Linked DNA regions of Homo sapiens: region 2 is linked to region 1. A link is an interaction called in ENCODE POLR2A ChIA-PET data of the cell type or tissue named here. Cell type or tissue: A673. All regions are shown on one strand.

Region 1 (4,000 bases):
ATTGGAACCGGAGAGACTCCATCTTGAATAGGGCTGGGTAAAATGAGGCTCACACCTGCTGGGCTGCATTCCCAGGTTAGGCATTCTTAGTCATAAGATGAGATAGGAGGTTACAAGATATGGGTCATAAAGACCCTGCTGATAAAAACAGGATGTGGTAAAGAAGCTGGTCCAAACCTGCCAAAACTAAAATGGCGATGAAAGTGACCTCTGGTCGTCCTCACTGCTCATTATACACTAATTATAATGCATTAGCATGCTAAAAGACAGTCCCACCAGTGCCATGACACTTTGCAAATTGCCATGGCATGGTCTGGAAGCTTCCCTATATGGTCTAAAAGGGGGAGCAACCCTCAGCTCCAGGAACTCCCCACCCCTTTCCCAGAAAACTGATGAATAATCCACCTCTTGTTTAGCATATAATCAAGAAAAAAAGCCATAAGTTTACTCAGTCAAGCAGCCCATGCTGCTGCTCTGCCTATGGAGTAGCCATTCTTTTGTTTCTTTACTTTCTTAATAAACTTGCTTTCACCTTACTCTATGGACTCACCCCGAATTCTTTCTTGTGCAAGATTCAAGAAACCTGTCTTGGGGTCTGGATCTGGACCCTTTTCCAGTAACAGCTGGATGAGGGCGACAGTTCTTGAGCCTGTGACCAGTCATAACATCACAAAAAAGGAGACACTCCTTCCCATGCTGGCTAGCTTTGGTGTTCCTTGGCTTACAGATGCATCACCCCTAGCTATACCATAATCTCCACATGACATTCTCATTAAAGTCCTTCTGGTGTATTCTTGCTGAAATGGCCAAACCTGAATCTGGCCATGGGATTAGGTCTACCACCCAGTTTACGGGAAACACAAGAGGACAGAGAAGCATGTTACAAATGGGATCATATGGAAGAAATCAGCAAAATCCAGAAGAAACTGGACAATGTCCTGGATTCTTCAACAACTACATTGCAAGTAGATAAAAAGAGAAAGAAGGAAACTATTATGGGTTTAATTGAGTCTTCCCAAAGTCTGTATATTGAAGTCCTAACCTCCCTTAATTCAGAATGTGACATTATTTGGAGATAGGGTCTTTGCAGAGGTAATAAAGTTGAAATGAGGTCACTAGGGTGGGCCCTAACCCAATATGACTGGGGTCCCTATAAGAAAAGTTTGGAGTCAGTTACAGATGAGGAGAATGCCATGTGGAGATTATGGTATAGCTAGGGGTGATGCATCTGTAAGCCAAGGAACACCAAAGATTGCCAGCATGGAACGGAGTGTCCCTCCCAGCCCTGAGAAGGAGCCAACTCCACCAGCCCCTTGTTACAGACTTCCGGCCTCCAGAACTGTGAGATAATCCATTGCTGCCATTTAAACCACCTGGTTTATGGTACTTTTTTTTTTTTCTTTTGTTCTTGAGACAGGGTCTCACTCTGTCACCCAGGCTGGATCAGTGGGGTGATCTCGGCTCACTGCAACCTCCACCTCCTGGGTTCAAGTGATTCTTGTGCCTCAGCCTCCCGAGTAGCTGGGATTACAGGTGCACGCCACCACACCCGGCTCATTTTTTTGTATTTTAGTAGAGACAGGGTTTCGTATGTGGGTCAGGTTGGTCTCGAACTCCTGGCCTCAGGTGATCTGCCCACCTTGGCCTCCCAAAGTGCTGGGATTACAGGTGTGAGCTGCCGCGCCCTGCCAGATTTGTGCTACTTTGTTACAGCAACCCTGAAACCGCCTTTGCAAAATTATGACTGAGACAGTGAAAGAGCTCTAACTTAACCAACTCCATCTTGCTTCTAACCTCCAAGCTGTCCTTGTTCATTCCTGGGTGTAGGCTGAATTAACTTTGAGAGAAACTTAGTTTATAGTTTAAACAAAGACTTTAACAGCTCTTTGCCAAAGCAGTCCTCCTTCTTGCCTGGGGACTAGATTGCCTTTGTAGGACTAACATTAGCCACAAGATTAGAAATTATGGTTTAGGAGTCACGCAGCTGGAGGCTACAAGATCCTGACAGTCCCTAAACTGCTCCTAAAATCAGTGCTTGAGATATTTGGCAGACCCTGCACTTGATGGATCAGCTGGCACAGCTGGCACCGCCCAGATGGATAAACTGGCTCACCTGATCTTGTGGCCCCCACCCAGGAACGGACTCAGTGCAAGAGGACAGCTTTGAGTCCCTATGGTTCCATCCCTGACCAATCAGCACACTTGGCTCACTGGCTCCCCTGTCATCCACCAAGTTATCCTTAAAAACTCTGCTCCACACTGATTTGAGTATTTATAAAACTCTGGTCTCCCGCCCAGCTGGCTCTGCGTGAATTACTCTTTGTCTATGGTAATTCCCCTGTCTTGATGAATCAGCCCTGTCTAGGCAGCAGGCAACCCGCTTGGGCGGTTACAACCCCAGTGAACTAAAATAGAAACCTATGGAATTAAAAGAGACTCAAGACATATTAACAAAAAGTGCTGTGTGACCCTAGTTTGGATCCTGAGCTGAACAAATAATTGTATTAATATATTCTATTGGGTATTTGATGATATTAAGAAAGTGCAGAGTTGTTTAGGCATGGTAATGCCATTTTAGATATGTTAGAAAAAGAGTCCTCATCATTTAGAGATAAGTATTGAAGTACATATGGATAAAATGATAAGATGTCTGGGATTTGCAGCAAAATAAGCCATCAGGGACAAGAGCAATAAATTAACATTGGCCAATTGATAATGATTCTTGAAGCTGGGTGACCGGAACAGGCAGTGATGGACTGGGAAAAAGGCTGGGGAGTGGCGAGTTCACTTTTGAACCGTTTGCCAACTTCTGTGGGTTCCCACCATGGCTAATTTCAAGCTAGCCATGACTTAACAGGCATCTTGCAACATTCCTGAATATTTAACACTTAGGTCTCAGGAGCTGGTGGTAAGAGCTGGTTCTAACACAATGCTGTTCTATTCTTTCTATTTTGTGTATTTGAAATAGTCCATTTAATCAAAAAACAAAAAAAAAACAGAATCTGGCCAATATTTCTGCTTTTATTTTATTTTATTTTTTTTGAGATGGAGTTTTGCTGTTGTTGCCCAGGCTGGAGTGCAATGGCACCATCTCAGCTCACCGCAACCTCCGCCTCCAAGGTTCAAGCGATTCTCCTGCCTCAGCCTCCGGAGTAGCTGAGATTACAGGCAGGCACACATCACCATGCCCAGCTAATTTTGTATTTTTTTTTTTTTTTTTTGAGACAGAGTCTCGCTCTGTCACCAGGCTGGAGTGCATTGGCACAATCTCAGCTCACTGCAACCTCTGCCTCCCAAGTTCAAGCAATTCTTCTGCCTCAGCCTCCTGAGTAGCTGGGACTACAGACACATGCCACCATGCCCAGCTAATTTTTGTATTTTTAGTAGAGACAGGGTTTCACCGTGTTGGCCAGGATGGTCTCGATCTCTTGACCTCGTAATCCACCTGCCTCGGCCTCCCAAAGTGCTGGGATTACAGGCATGAACCACTGCGCCCGGCCTAATTTTGTATTTTTAATAGAGACAGAGTTTCACCATGTTGGTCAGGCTTGTCTTGAACTCCTGGCCTCAGGTGAGCCGCCCGCCTTGGCCTCCCAAAATGCTGGGATTATAGGCATAAGCCACCGCGCCTGGCCTCATTTCTACTTTTTGCCCTGGAGGTTGCTGTTGGAAAAGGGGACATCAGGCCTTGGAAGTGTAAGGGCCAAGGGAAAGCTTCTCCTCTGCCCTCTAAAGGTTTGCGCAAATGAACTTACAATAGGCAGGTTCATAAGAGAAAAAAGCATTCAAAACGTGTTATCGTGCATACGGATATGGGAGCCATACCAAGGTATGAGACATGAAGAGGGACCAGATGGATGAGGCTTGAATACTCTGTATAAACCCTGGAGGCAGACATTATTTTGCAAATGATTATTTTTGGAAGCTGGATAGGAGTGACAATTTCAGAAGGTGAGAGGAAAAACTGCACAGGAACAAAGGTTGTGTTATTATGCAGATA
Region 2 (4,000 bases), 1.5 Mb after region 1:
AACCCCAGCGTGTCATTTGCATAACTGGAGGAAAGAGATAACGAAAAGAATTTTGTAAACCAGTTAGAGAGACATTTATTATTTAAAAATGGCAAACAGATACTCATTGTTCAAAATAAAGCTTTATGAACTTAAATATCAGTCCTAAACTCTATTTACTGTCAACCCAAGGATCTAATAAACTGTTAAATATTCTAGCTACATCTGTTCTCGTGACTACACATAAAGTCTGAAACTGCCAAGATTTATTCTCTAACAGACACTTTAGAGCAAAAATTTTGTTAAGTTCAATTCCTTGCCAACTCATAAGCTTAGGTTTAATTTTAAAAGAAAATGTAAGGTGTGATTACACATTTATGAAGCCAACAAATTCATAGCTCTCAGTCTGTTTTCAAGAGGTCATTGGCCTAGTAAATGTGATTACATTATAATAAATACAATAAAATAAAAATGTCAATTTACTTTCAATTAACCACCTGGGAACCATCTAAAATCTAGCATCTAATAGGGAGAGGGGGGAGTAAAAGGAGAAAATGGAGAAAAGAGATACAAGTTTCAGCCTTTTTTATATTTTCCATGTCTCTACTTCACTTTTTGAACAGAATACAGTTACAATAACAATTTTTACTGTCCTTGTCTTCTAATTCTAATATCTGTGTCAGTTTTTAATGGCTTTGATTGACTATCTTCCTCCATATGTTTTCCTAGTAATCTTTGATTAGATACCAGACATTGTGATTTATCTTGTTTGGTGCTAGGTATTTTTATATTCCTATAAATACTCTTGAGCTTTGTTTGTTATACAGTTAATTTACTTGGAAACAGCTTGATTCTTCTGATGCTTGCTTTATGATTTGCTAAGCACGTCTTCAGCAGTATTCAGACAAAAGCCAATTACACATCCTACTGAGGCAAGAATTCACCGAGTCCACTTCCCAATACCTCAGTAATTATGAGTTTTCCCAGTCCGACTATTGGGAAGAGGCTCTGTGTGAGTGCCAGGCACTGTTAGCTCACCCTCTTGGATATTTTTTTCCCTCCTGCCTTGGATAGTTTCCTCACCTGTATTATCAGGTGAATATTCATGGAGACCCTCTCAGAAACTCTCTCCTCTCTGGGACTATGTCCTGTAAACTCCAGCTGCCTTGATCTCCCCAGATTTAGCTCTTCAACTCTGAGTCTGCCAGGCTCTGCCTGGGTCCACTTCCCTGCAGTGCACCCTGGAAACTCTCTCTAGGCAGGATGCAGAGGCAATCACAGGGCTCACCTCACTTGTTTCCTATCTATCGGGTACCATCACATCTCTTCTTTGTCCAAAATCCAGTGTCTTAAAAACATTCTCTCATTTATTTCACCTGGTTTTTCATTGTTTCGGGGGAGAGAATAAATCTGGTCCCTGTTACTCCATCCTGGTGGATGCAGAAGTCTGCTCCCTTTTTGTAAAGTCATTGCCTGCGGAAAAGTTCTCCTGCTCCCCTTTTCATTCAGCATCCAAACAGACTTCTGCTGCAGAACTGCAGAAGCTAGTTACTGCCCTGCTGCTTGGCTCCTTCAGAGAAGGTGCTCTCGATCTTCTCTTTTGGTTCCAGAAGAACCAAAAGAGATCGTTTTTGGATCTTTACCCTGGAGAATGCTGTTGGTTTCTTCTCTCCCATTCTCAGCTCCGCAAAGCCAGGCCTGAGGGCCACACTCCTGCCACACCTCCCCTTCTCCCCAGCTTGCCAGTCTCTTGGCAGGTGAGCTTGAACACTCATTTCTTGAAGCTCAGGAATTTGGCAAGTTAGTCTCTAGAACATACACTGGTCAAACGCCACTACAGATACGCCATAATCTCTTAAATATATCTGTTATACTTTGTTCTAAAGATTTTCTAAATATAGTCCATAGTCCAAATGTTACCAAAAAACAAAACAAAAAAACACAAACAAAAAGAAGGGCAGAGTCCCTTGGCATTAACTATAGTAGATATATAAACATAAAGCAAAAAGAATCAGGACCCTTAAAATATGCATAAGCACTAAATCTCATCAGAGGCAGCAGCGACCACCACTTCTAGGAGGTGGGTTCCAGGAGACAAGCAAATTTCAAAGTCTGGATAAATCAGTGAAAAATGTTTCTGGAGTCAGTATGCCCCTAAGCAGGTTTCGAGTCCAACAGAAGACTATGTTAAAATTATGAGTCACTTATAATTAACAAGAATTGCTAAAATCACTGTTCTTCAAGATGTTACTATTTTTGGAGAAATTCTGATGGTATGCTGTGTACTGAAGGGGAAAGCATAAGTACTGAAGGAGATGCATAAGGGATCTAGAAACTTGGAAATAAGAAATATTTTAATCAAATTACACACTTATGGATGATTTCAAGTATAACTAATTATTGTGAGAGAACTTCAATAAGCACTCTAAGGATTATGGTGGCACTGGAAAGATTAAAAATCTAGAAGGTTGAGATTCTATACTTCCATTTAGCTCTATCTCTAAACGTACCTACTGTTCATGACTCGGGGTCTTTGTTCCCACTGTTCCTTCTGTTTGGAGCTATACAGTCCTAGATCCTCATATGACTGCCATCTTACTCAAACCTCTTCTCACATATCTTCTCAGAAGAGCCTGTCCTGCTCACCCTAGCTGAAGCAGTCCTCCCCTGCCTTACCACTATACCATTACTCCATTTTATTTCCTTTGAGGTTTATATTATTGTCTGAAATTATTCTTTTTTTCTTTATAAATTTATCATCTGTCTTCCTCCACACCCCTAAGAATATAAGCTGACCCTCAAATCTCAAGCCCACTTTTCTAATTGCTAGCTAGAAAAATCCATGTAAATGGTTTTAAGTTCTTTATTTTGGCTCCTATACTAAATATTAGCTCTTCTTTCTTTACGAAAAATGTATTTCCTATTGGTTACAAAAGCTTCTGCCAGGGGTCCATGAATTAGACTCGTATGGCTGTAGCACTCATCTTCTGAACTATCTGACAACTTAGCTACTGGTTTGAGTACCTGTCTTTGCCTATAGCCATATTCTAGCCACTACACAATGTTTTGTTGTTTATCAAGGCAATGTCCGTTCCAGTCTACAAAGGCACTGGTAACAGTAATATCATTTTACATGCAGAAAAATATTTAGAAAAGCAATTTATGGGTATTTTCCCCGTACAACCACACAAGTGTCTTAGATGGCACTTTTCTCAGATAACTAGCTAAAGAGAGATGTCCTACTTTACTGCACAAATGAAGTGGATTAAACCGTCTATTCAAATGTTTCTCAAGGGTAGGTAAGAGCTATCAGAACCATCCCTAGGCTGTATATTTCCCTACCCACTGGGAGAATCCCCTGACTAGGAAGCCACTGTCACGTTTATTTTATTTTGTGTTTATTTATTTTATAATGGGTCACAGTCCTGTTTTTGTAGGGGCAGGAATGTATTCTCTCTGCTGGGAACGTCCGTCAAATGAATGACAAAATATCATATATCCATTTGAAACTACAGATGCACTGGTATAAACATCTGGGACTCAATCAGTTTGTTCCAACTTAACATCAAAAAAGAAGACACATTTGGGTTGGTGTGGTGGTGTGGTGGGAGCCTTGGACTGAAGACTCTGGTTCTGATGCTGGCCCCTAAATAGTCTGATGACTTAATGCAACTCAATCTCCTTCTCAACTCCAAAAATTGCTGCCCTGCCCACACTACAGGCTCTGGTGGGAGCTGAATGAGAAAAGCCATAGGAGCCTATTGCAGAGCCTATTAGCACTGGAGGAGTGTGAAAAATTATCTTTCATTCTCCCACTCTCCCCACCTTCATCCAGTGTTCTGGCCCGGATTTTTGGGAAAGCTACAGGGTGTGCAAACATTGTTAAAAAAATGCATGCACATAAGCATATCACATATCCAACTTTTTCTATCACATATTATCGTTTTCTTCAGAGTAAGAAAAGTCATTAGTGTAGTTTGCATAGCATCTTGTTAAAAAGGAAGAAGGTTTATTTTTAAGC

What was found. Peaks named below come from ENCODE experiments on the same cell type or tissue, not always from the same donor. Only the 100,000 strongest peaks of a DNase experiment are listed, where the experiment ranks them.
Region 2: POLR2A ChIA-PET joins it to region 1 with 5 read pairs; 2 of 35 experiments call an interaction of 5 or more read pairs at or near these places.

The regions. Positions count from the first base shown.
Region 1 is chr6:14,077,342-14,081,341 of GRCh38, forward strand. No RefSeq gene overlaps it. Among named protein-coding and RNA genes, the nearest start is that of CD83, 38 kb to the right of the region's middle. In A673, no CTCF peak of the experiment used is centred here; a DNase peak (open chromatin) is centred at 2,310.
Region 2 is chr6:15,602,846-15,606,845 of GRCh38, forward strand. The region is part of intron 6 of DTNBP1 (dystrobrevin binding protein 1); the gene reads right to left. Among named protein-coding and RNA genes, the nearest start is that of DTNBP1, 58 kb to the right of the region's middle. In A673, no CTCF peak of the experiment used is centred here; no DNase peak of the experiment used is centred here.